2 separate regions of the Homo sapiens genome follow, and region 1 is linked to region 2. Evidence: chromatin contacts called from ENCODE Hi-C or POLR2A ChIA-PET data. All regions are on one chromosome and are shown on one strand. The core of a region is the stretch at or near the end of the contact, and the rest is flanking DNA. Distances in the headings are between cores, read along the strand shown. Region 1 overlaps LOC101928929 (a long non-coding RNA gene). Region 2 has its middle 54 kb from the start of SORBS2.

What was found. A loop is a pair of places that touch in the nucleus more often than their neighbours do. ChIA-PET counts read pairs that join two places held with the same protein, here RNA polymerase II (POLR2A).
Region 1: a loop to region 2 is called in a map of PC-3, with 2.5 times the contacts of the local background. The contact joins two enhancer-like sites. A Hi-C loop is called at or near these places in 3 of 168 maps with a recorded cell type or tissue (PC-3, Right ventricle myocardium inferior and endothelial cell of hepatic sinusoid). POLR2A ChIA-PET finds 5 or more read pairs at or near these places in 1 of 52 experiments (OCI-LY7).

The regions. Positions count from the first base shown.
Region 1 is chr4:185,907,059-185,912,803 of GRCh38, forward strand. All of the region lies in intron 2 of LOC101928929 (a long non-coding RNA gene), which reads left to right. It also overlaps a transcript of SORBS2 not described here. Among named protein-coding and RNA genes, the nearest start is that of SORBS2, 98 kb to the left of the region's middle. Within about 2 kb of position 4,418, at least 3 of the 41 ENCODE cell types and tissues checked have a DNase peak (open chromatin) inside an H3K27ac peak, as active enhancers do; they include PC-3, where a contact is called at or near this core.
Region 2 is chr4:185,863,717-185,868,831 of GRCh38, forward strand. It overlaps a transcript of SORBS2 not described here. Among named protein-coding and RNA genes, the nearest start is that of SORBS2, 54 kb to the left of the region's middle. RefSeq lists a silencer at 1-82. Within about 2 kb of position 2,500, at least 10 of the 41 ENCODE cell types and tissues checked have a DNase peak (open chromatin) inside an H3K27ac peak, as active enhancers do; they include PC-3, where a contact is called at or near this core.

The DNA.
Region 1 (5,745 bases), core at 3,168-5,667, 45 kb after region 2:
CTTGGAGGCAGAGGTTGCAGTGAGCTGAGATGGTGCCACTGCACTCCAGCCTGGGTGACAGAGCAAAACTCCATCATAACAAAAAAAAAAAAAAAAGAGGAATGATTGGGAAGATTTGTTGTCCATCTATTCCATCATATGCTCACTTGTCTTGTTGGTTGAAGTCGAACCATGGAATAGAGGATGTTCGGCCAAATTTCCTTGCTACCCTGCTAGTCTGTCTGTCCACCTTAAATGTTTTCGCTGGGTTACCTTTTGGTATTATAATGTTAGCTTTTATAGTAAGAAACTCGTTTAGAGCACTTTAATGTAAAATTCCATATAAGAAATTTATTTTAGAGCTATGAGGTAGAAAAAGCTCGGTTCTCCTGAGGAGGTGTTATTTACCGTCTTTATAACATAATTGTCATGTTTCCATTTTAACTTTGGCCATGAAGAAACACATTTTGTGGCCTGGATGTTTATGTTTAGCTGTTTTTCTGGAGAGCTTTGCTTCTTGCCTCTTTTTATTTTGTTTCTTGATGATGGATATTTTCTTTAAAATCACATATTATCCTTATGTATAATGTGATTTTAGTTTCCGAGGTTTTATTGGTAAGTTAAGCTACCTCAGTTCTTTAGTGGAAAATACAAGGATATAGATGTTATTATAGGTATAGATACGGAACTCTTAGCTAAGCACATGCACTCTCTCTCCCTCCTTCCCTCTCTCCTTCCTGTGCGTGTATTTAAATTGCACAATTCAGTTTAAGTCATTTCCAATCTTCTCCTTGTACAAATGTGCCTTTGGTTTTTAAAGATTCATTAGACCTATGCTTTGTCTTGGTAAACATAACCATATACACAATTGTCTGCCTTTAAGAGAATTGAAACAATCCCAGAATTGTGTTCCCAACATAGCTTAGTATAAGGTGTAATTAAACATTTAAGGACATTTGAGAGGCAACTGTGGAAAACCGACCTGGAGAGGTCATCGGGCAGAGCCATGCTGAGCTCCTCACCACTACCATGCACATTCTCCCAAAACAAGCGCATTCTCAGGATATTGCTTTTGCTTTCTTCTTCTTGATGAGCTGCTTCACACACATTCTATTCTCAAGAACCAACTTCCTACCTGACCTGGCTCCCATCTAACTTAATAAAAAGAAAACCTGTTTTTTATTTCATCTATAGATAAATTATGGTCTGAAATGAACTACTAGTGAACCCATGCAAAGGCTATATATATATATATATATATATATATATATATATATATATATATTTGTATACACACAAATATATATATATACACATATATATACATGTATATATATGTTAGTAAATGGCCACTCGAGGTATAGAAAGTCACCCAAAGACATCACAAAAACTATTTAAATATTTGAAATATAATTGAAACAGGCCTATTCTCAATGAAAAAAAAAAGTGCCACGTTCCCTCTGACTTCTGATTGCTAAATCAAAACGCTTAGAAAGGGTTTGTTGGAAAATGAATCTGTCTGTCGAGTAAACTCAGAGAAGCGCTCAAAGGGATCGCCGAGTAATGATTCTGAAGCTGTACTGTGTTTCCTCAGGAGACAATCTTCTAGACCTCTGAAATGAATGAGTCCTTAACCAAATGAATTTTTGTAAATATTTCTATAAACTAGTAAAAACTTTTAGAGCAAAGGAGTTCATCTCAGGAGAGTAAGATATAGGAGACCCACAATGATGGAGGCTCTGTTCTATCAAGACACAAAACAGATAGGTTGAGCCATAAAACATGAAACCATAAGGCTCTAAAATATAACCCTTGCATAACATATAAAAATATATGAATATATGCATTATACATGTACTTTATATACATGTATTTTTATATAATACATATATAAAAATAAATTTTGTATATTTATATAAATTCAACAATCCCACTACTGGGTTTCTACCCAAAGGAAAAGAAAAAATAAATTTGGTATATTTGTATGAATCCAACAATCCCACCACTGGGTTTCTACCCATAGGAAAAGAAGTCGTTATATCAAAAAGACATCTGCACTCATGTGTTTACTGTAGCAGTACTCACAATGGCAAAGATATGGAATCAACCTAAGTGTCCATCAACAGATGACTGAATAAAGAAAATGTGGTATATATACAATGGAATCCTATTCAGCCATAAAAAATGAAATTATGTTTTTTGCAGCATAATGAATGGAACTGGAGGTCATTACCTTAAGTGAAACAACTCAAAACGTCAAATACTTTATGTTCTCACTTGTAAGTGGGAGCTAAATAATGTGTAAGCATAGACGTAGAATGACAAGCATTGGAGACTCAGAAGGGCTAGGGGTATGTGGGGAGGGGGTGGATGATGAAAGATGACTTAATGGGGACAATGTACATTATCTGGGTGATGGATCTACCAAAAGCCCAGACTTCACCGCTACACAATATATCCACATGACAAAATTACACTCGTACTTCTTAAATTTATATAAATTAAGATAAATAAATAAAAGGGTAAAAAAAAGAAAAAATAAAGTCATTGCATTAAAAATCTTTCAAGCATTGCTTTATCATCGCATAAATGTAGCCAAAGATTCTGAAGAATTATGAGGGCTTCTGTGAAGACATTGTTTCACTGCCACTCAATATAACTTGTGAAAACTTTGGTCAAGAACTCTAAACTAGGAAAACATGCAAAGAAATGTTCACTCATAGCAATATTTGACACAGTTGATTTTTCTGCTGCATTTCTTTTTCTACAAAGAGAAATATTATTCAAAGAGAAAAAATTTGCCAGGCATGGTGGCAGGTGCCTGTAATCCCAGCTACTCAGGAGGATGAGGCAGGAGAATTGCTTGAACCCGGGAGGCGGAGGTTGAAGTGAGCTGAGATCGCTCCACTGCACTCCAGCTTGGGTGACAGAGCTAGACTCCATCTCAGAAAAAAAAAAAAAAAAAAAGAAAAGAAATATATTCCCTTCAATGTCATGCCTGGCTGTGTGTCTGACACTGTTCAAGATCTAATGAAAGGAAATGTTAAGACACACCTAGTATGTGATTCAGCCCAAATTCCAGCCAGGCCAAGGTGGCTCTGCAACTGTGCTCTTTGCCACAAATGACCCTGTGTCCTGCAGAATAAAGGACACTACAAGTAATAGCACTGGAGTACAATGTGTGCCCTATGCATATATTTATAAAATGCTATGGTTCCCACTGACGAGAAGGGCCTGGCCACACCCTACTCCATTTTCAATGCGTTTCCTGTGTTTCTATCTCTTACTGAAAAGAAATGCTGATTTTGTAACAAAGAAGCCTTGCTATCCTTCAAAACCCCTTTATGAAGTTGACTTCATTTTATCCTCTCCATTTCCATCAATACTCCCAACTCTGGAGACTTTCTCCCCATTCCTCTCCTGTCCTCCCTTCTCTCTTGCCTCATATTCAGAACACAGATAGAGCTTGAAGATCATGGCTTCTGGTATGAAACTTTTATTATTCATTTATGTGTTTGTTTGTTTTTTGAGTCTGGGTCTCACTCTCTTTCCCAGGCTGGCGTTCAGTGGCTCAATCATGGCTCACTGCAGGCTCAGCCTCCTTAGCTCAACCTCCTCCCACCTCAGCCTCCTTAGCTCAACCGCCTCCCACCTCAGCCTCCTGAGTCGCCGAGATGGCAGGCATGAGCCAGCACATCTGACTGCAACTTTTATTCTATAACCTAAATCCTGTGGGTATACAAAGATGCAGATATAAACAGGTATCACAGACTGTATTATATATGAGAAATAAAATATTTATAATTTCTCTACATCAGTAAATCAGAATTTAACATTATCCAAATTCCCTTCCAGACTTTTCTCAGGTGCGTGGTTTCAGAGTAGGACTCGTTTCTTATATACAATGCGGTGTTTGATTTTTTAAAAAAAAAAAACTTCCCTTGGAAAATACTAAAACTATTATGCATTGAGTCATTTAATATTCAGAATAACCTCACAAAGCAGGTGTTAACAACTTCCATTTTACCCTTTATAAAATAAAGACTCTAGAGAGATTAGATAAGTAGCTTGTCCAAGTTTACAAACAAGTTTATGCCCTTTCTACTGAGCTACATTTCCTTTATTGTCTTATAACATAAACTTATCTCATATGTCTGATAAAAACTGTCCAAGAGGCTTCAAAATTATGATGATTTTCTTTTCTTTTCGAGACAGAGTCTCGCTCTGTCACCCAGGCTGGAGTGCAGTGGCATGATCATGGCTCACTGCAGCCTTGACCTCCTGGGTTCAAGTGATCTTCTTGCCTCAGCCTCCTGAGTAGCTGGAGCTACAGGTGTGCACCACCATGCCTGGCTAATTTTTTTTATTTTTTGTATAGGTGGAGTCTCACTATATTGCTCAGGCTGGTCTTGAACTCCTGGGCTCAGTCTTCCCACCCCAGCCTCTCAAAGTCCTGGGATTATAAGCATGAGCCACCACGCCCAGCCTGATTTTCTCCTTGAGTGCGCAAGTTTCCCTCTTGGTGGATACACTTAACCGCACTTTAATGGTTCTAAGATACACATTTTAACATCTAAGTCGGGATGTATCTCAAGATCAAGGACAACTGACATTTGCTGTCACGTTGGCCAGGTGGCAGCGGTGACAGACTGGTCACTGCCTGCAGGGGCTTAATATGGTTATAGTTTCAGTGGCACAACTGGGCAACTGTAACTCATTTATGTCAGGTCCACAGATGACAAGGATCTCTTGCAGAAAAAATAGAAGACCTGGCTGGGTTCTGAAAACCTCTTATTGACACATTATTAGATCAAGAAGCAATTAGCATCAACATTCACAGAACAGTTTGTGAGCAACTTGCAGGAAGATCCCAGAGATGGCTGCAGGGCACAGATAAGAAATGCCACATCACTAGTGCTCTCCATGGCACAGAGAAATACTTATGGAAAAACATGGACTTTGATGATTCACAATTGAAAAGTGACTCAGAAGAGCTGGACTTTGTAGGAGAAAAACATTGAAAATAATCTAACCAATTATTTCACTTATTTTTCATTTTCATGTATGCACAAAATGCATGTTTAAATAACCCTAAAAAACTCTTTCAGTAAGTGTAGTTTTTAATTAGCAGTGCTTCTTTCTTTTCTCAGTGGTGTGTAGCTAGCCTCGTACAGGTGACAAAATATAGGTAATTTATTTGAAGCATCTCTTATTGTTTGGCACTCATTATTTTCAAATGTTTGCTATTAAAGATAGATAATGCTAGGCCGGGCATGGTGGCTCATGCCTGTAATCGCAGCACTTTGGAAGGCCGAGGCGGGTGGATCATCTGAGGTCAGGAGTTCGAGACCAGCCTGGCCAACATGGTGAAACCCCGTCTCTACTAAAAATACAAAAATTAGCTGGCTGTGGTGGTGGGCACCTGTAATCCCAGCTACTCAGGTGGCTGAGGCAGGAGAATCGCTTGCACCCAGGAGGTGGAGGTTGCAGTGAGCCGAGATCATGCCACTGCACTGCAGCCTGGGCAACAAGAACGAAACTCCATCTCAAAAAAAAAAAAAAAAAAAAAAAAAAGAGTTTCTATTTTGTCATAGTAGGAGAAAAGGGAAAGGGTATTCAAAACAAGAAGCTGTCACTAAACAAAAAATCATAATTACCTTGAGATCCTGGCAGCTTCTTTGTTAGCCCTCCATTTCACCATGCTAATTATAAAGAAAAGTAAACTTACATTTTTTGCTCTGGAGAACATCAAGCAAAATATTTGAT
Region 2 (5,115 bases), core at 1,250-3,749:
TAGGTGGAAGATGTGTGTCACCTCCAAAGTGTGAAAAATCAGCTTGTCCATTTTTACATTTTTATTAATCTATCAAATGCTATGATTGTGAATTAAATATAACCTCTTCATTATAAGCCTTTAATTTTCTCCCCATTTTAGTGTTGTTTGTACAATTTAGAAAGGGCTATATTTAACAATATGGGGTTCTTTAATTTTTTAGCTATGAAATAAAGCATAAAAAGAAGATAAAGGTCTCTACAGGAACACAGATTATTATTTACAAAGATTAACCACAAGCTTTCCATGTTTTCCATCCTATTTATTGTGGTCTGCAAGATAAGGTGAAGTATGCAATGGCTAACTCTTGTGTTATAGTTAATTTTAACTCTCTTATCAATAAGCAGATGCCTTTTCAAGTTATAAAAAGTGTGCCATTATTACTATCAACTGGAGAGAATGAGGTCATTGTTCTCATTATACTATAAAAAGCCGGAGTGTAACAGAAGGGCAAAAACATACCTCAAGAAAAACACTCATGCCACCAACAAAATACCTTTGAAGCAAAGAATATCACATTGAATTTTCCCCACAACTAAACATTAGATTCAAAGAAAGAGATTAAAAGCCCTGAAAAGAAGTGGTCTCTTAGAATTAAAGGACCACGTTTATTTTTGTGATGCTCCGTTTATTACTTGTACAGTAAGACTTTTACATGCTGATTTGTAAACTTTTCTATAAAGCAAAAAACTAGGATAGAAACATCCAGCTGAAACTTACTATTACATTTGAAGATTTGAAATCATCACCACTATCACTATATTTGCTTCATCAAATTTAATTTTAAAGATTTGGGAAGTGGAGGCAGGCAAAGAATTATTTAACAGTTTACTAAGAGAAAACGCCTTGGTAAGAGCAAATAGATCACTGAACGGCCGGGTGCGGTGGCTCACGCCTATAATCCCAGCACTTTGGGAGGCCAAGGCAGTCAGATTGCTTGAGGTCAGGAGTTCGAGACCAGCCTGGCCAACATGGTGAAACCCTGTCTCTACTAAAAACACAAAAAATTACCCGGGCATGGTGTCAGGTGCCCGTAATAACAACTACTTGGGAGGCCGAGGTAAGAGAATTGCTTGAACCCAGGAGGCAGAATTTGCAGTGAGCTGAGACGAAGCCACTGCACTCCAGCCTGGGCGATAGAGTGAGACTCTGTCTCAAAAAAAAAAGAAAAAGAAAAGCATATCCTGGACGGTGGGTTGTGTGTACTGAGAATGGGGGAAGGATGAACGGGAGGGGCGGACAGCAGAAGAGGAGGAGCCGATGCTTTGGGCTCAATCTTTACCTGCCCCGCCTGGTCCATATTCTTGCTACCTTCCCAGCTCCCAAAATGAAAGCTCAGTTTCGACATTACCATGGGCATCTTTCTGTTGCGTTTTCCTGTCTTTGATATGGCTGCCAAGATGGAGTAATTTAGAGTTCCCTTTATTATTCAAAGAGAATAGTTCACATAAGTTTAGTTATCAACCTCCAACTCAAGTGACGGAAACGTTAAGAGGTGCGGTGACAACAGCGCACCGCGGCCCCCTGCACAGGAACAAGGGGCGGGAATTTCAGGGACTCCACTGTGGCTGCTGCATCTACCTGCTGGCTTCCACTCCTTGCCCCACTCCCCCATCCTCATCAACACCCACTAATTTAACTCTATTGGAAATCATCCTCCTGGTTGAAGTGTCATATGCAAACCTCAGACCTAAAATCAGCAGATGTATTATTACCGGTCTCCCTTGAGAACTGGTTAAAAAACAACAACAAAAATAAGAACAAAACCTGAAAGACTTAGGAGATCTATAGGCTTTAACGGGTATTAAGTTCTGGAATGGGAACACGGAAACGTACAGAACACCATTTCAAGAACATCCTTCCTAAAGGAATGAGTTCATCCACTCAGGACATTTTCAAGGCACTCTTAGCCTAACTTTTAGACGTTTCCTTCCACTTTAAGCACGTTATATTTTTCTTTAGTCCTCGATAATGTGACCTCTGGTTCTGGTCTCAGAGAACGCTAGTCAAGCTGTGGCACCATCGGGTTTTAAAGTCTGCTCCCAATTTTTTATCAGATACTGTACTATGAAAATTCTAGCTCTTTCTTGATAAACATGCCTTTTAATTTATCTTACACAAGGTGCTGAGATTTTTCTTTTAATGATAAAACAGGGTTGGCTCTGAAATACCAACTGTCCACAAACTGGTTTCAAATGGCATGATGTAACTAGGCTTTTTGCCATGGGTCTCTGTGAACTCTCGCCCAGGAAATGCAGGTTTTGATATGTACAAATTGCCAAAGGAAATTCCAGAAGGCCTAGAAAGCCTAAAAAATGCAGCCATATTTAAGAGTGTTTTCTGTTTTCTAATTCTTGCATTGGTTTCTGTGGTTAAAAGATTCCTGTCACCAGCCAGTTGTCATTGTAAGATACTGATTACCAAGGAGTGGCCGGGGTTGCTAGCGTTCCCTGAGTACCAGTGCTGAGATTAAATGTGCCAGTGTTCCCAGCCTCTCAGCAAACAAACCAAGCGCAGTGTTTACCAGGAAGCTGAAATGGAGAACCTGTCCCAAATCAGACTTAATTTCATTTAATTCACTTACCCTAATTGTTAGTAAGAAGACTGAATTTAAATTAAACACTTTGCCTTGGAACTGGGTTTTACTTAAATAGAACTGTCCCTCCTATGGAAAACAAGTATACACTCACATGCATATTGCACTTAATGCACATTCAATTTTGTAAGGGACATGAGCCCCATTCAAGAGCGTCATGTTTCTTCCTCCTGTTTCTTGTTCCATCCTATACAGTGGAGGTAATAACGGATTCGCTTGCTTTAGTTCAAATCATTAGAAAGAATTATTTCTAGGCAAAACAGAGACAGTTTCACCTCATTTCTCTTTTTTCTCCATCTCAAAATTGACAGTTCTAATCTACATAACAAATTATACTTTATGACAAGCTACTTGTTTCCTATCTTGAATATTGTCTTGAAACCTCAGTAAAACTCGTAGATTACTGCCACCTTGCAATTTATTTTATCACTATTGCTACCATATCCTGAATTGCCAGCACCAATAAATGTACATTTCTTAATACAAATTGCTTGTTTCAGTGTGCATTCTATGCCCAAGCATTGGCATTACAGAACAAGGGAATAAAGGCAGGACTCTGAGTTATGAGAAAATAACACAGTGCTCTAATGAGGAGAGATCTCCTTCAGGAGTAACGCAATGTATACTAAAATATTAAAGGTTTATTTTATTTTATTTTATTATTTATTTATTTATTTTGAGATGGAGTCTCACTCTTTCACCCAGGCTGGAGTGTGGTGGCGCCAGCTTGGCTCACTGCAACCCCCGCCTCCCAGGTTCAAGCGATTCTCCTGCCTCAGCCTCCTGAGTAGCTGGGATTATAGGCATGCACCACCACACTCGGCTAATTTTTGTATTTTTAGTAGAGATGGGGTTTCACCATGTTGATCAGGCTGGTCTCGAACTCCTGGCCTCGTGATCCGCCCGCCTCAGCCTCCCAAAGTGCTGGGATTAGAGGCATGAGCCACCGCGCCTGGCCAGAAGGTTTATTTTAAAGATGAAAATAGAACTTCCTATTAGCAAAGGGCTAAATAACTTTTAGCTACTTTAGGCTTTGAGTTATGACAAGATGATCCCTCTTCACCTGATATGAAAACAGGCACGAGTAGAGAGAAAATGCACCAGGGTGGACGGACTTCCTGTCATGTCTGCAAGATCTATGTTTGCATATCTTTTATTTCATTTTCATCTATAATACAGTAGGTGGACAATCTTAGTCCAAGAAGTCAGAGGGAGGAATGATCACATTTCTTGTTTAAGTCAGCTCAAATTTGAGTTCAACCATTGGACTGACAGGAAATGAAACCCAAATCATCCCTGCTTGCTTGCTTCCTTGAGCTCTATTCCTGTCATGCAAAGGTCCTGACACCGGTCTAGGCTAGGATTGAAGGGAGGTCCCAGGCATTAGGACAGATGTAGTCCATTATCGACTCTCTCTAAATTACCTTCAGGTCTGGGGACTCTACTGCTTGTTGCCATACTTGGCTCTGGGAGTCCCCAGAGAGGCTGGGGCACCTACACCTCGAGGGGGCACCGTCTCTAGGGGCATTACACAGCTAACCCTCAGGGGTCCCACCAACTATTCATAGCACAAATAGTGTCCCAGCTCTATCTCATCTGTTAGAAAATCTCTCCCTCTTGAGGCCTTTAAAGGCCAAGTCCTTTCTTCCCTTCCTTCGGGACATTCCCTAATCTCAGTTCATTTCAGCCTCCATAAAAGACAATAAGTGCCTCTAACTTCCAACAGGAATTTAGTTAGAGGGGTAGAGTAACAAATAGAAATTAAAAGCTTCTACTTTCCTTTCTCTTTTCTTTTCTTTTTTTCTTTCTTTTTTTTTTTTTTTGAGGCAGAGTCTCACTCTGTCACCCAGGCTGGAGTGCAGTGGCACGATCTTGGCTCACTGCAACTTCCGCCTCCCGGGTTCAAGCGATTCTCCTGCCTCAGCTTCCCGAGTAGCTGGGATTACAGGCGTGTGCCACCATGCCCAGCTAATTTTTTGTATTTTCAGTAGAGACAGGGTTTCACTATGTTAGCCAGGATGGTCTCAATCTCCTGATCTCGTGATCCACCCACCTCGGCCTCCCAAAGTGCTGGGATTACAGGCATGAGCCACCGTGCCCAGCCGAAAGCTTCTACTTTCTAAAAGACACCCCAGCTCCTAAAATTTCAAGAAGGAGGGATTAGTGCTAGGTTGAGGGGCGTGGAGGGAAAAAACGAAGACGACACAGACAAATGAATATTTTAGTAAATTGCCTCACCACTATTTAATATCATGAGTGTTGGCTAAGCACCACGTTTTTTGTGCCACCACCGGTTGTAATTTTTTTCATGTTGTGCCCTCTCTGTAAAGCCTGTTTAGGGGAATAGAGAAAAGCTAAAGGTGTTCGGCAAAACAGTGACAGGGACGCTGTCTCCATCACCAGGGGCAAGTCATGCTGTGTCAATATTCTACCAAAGAGTATTATTTTTGAATCAGTAGAGAAAAATCCCTTGTCTCAGG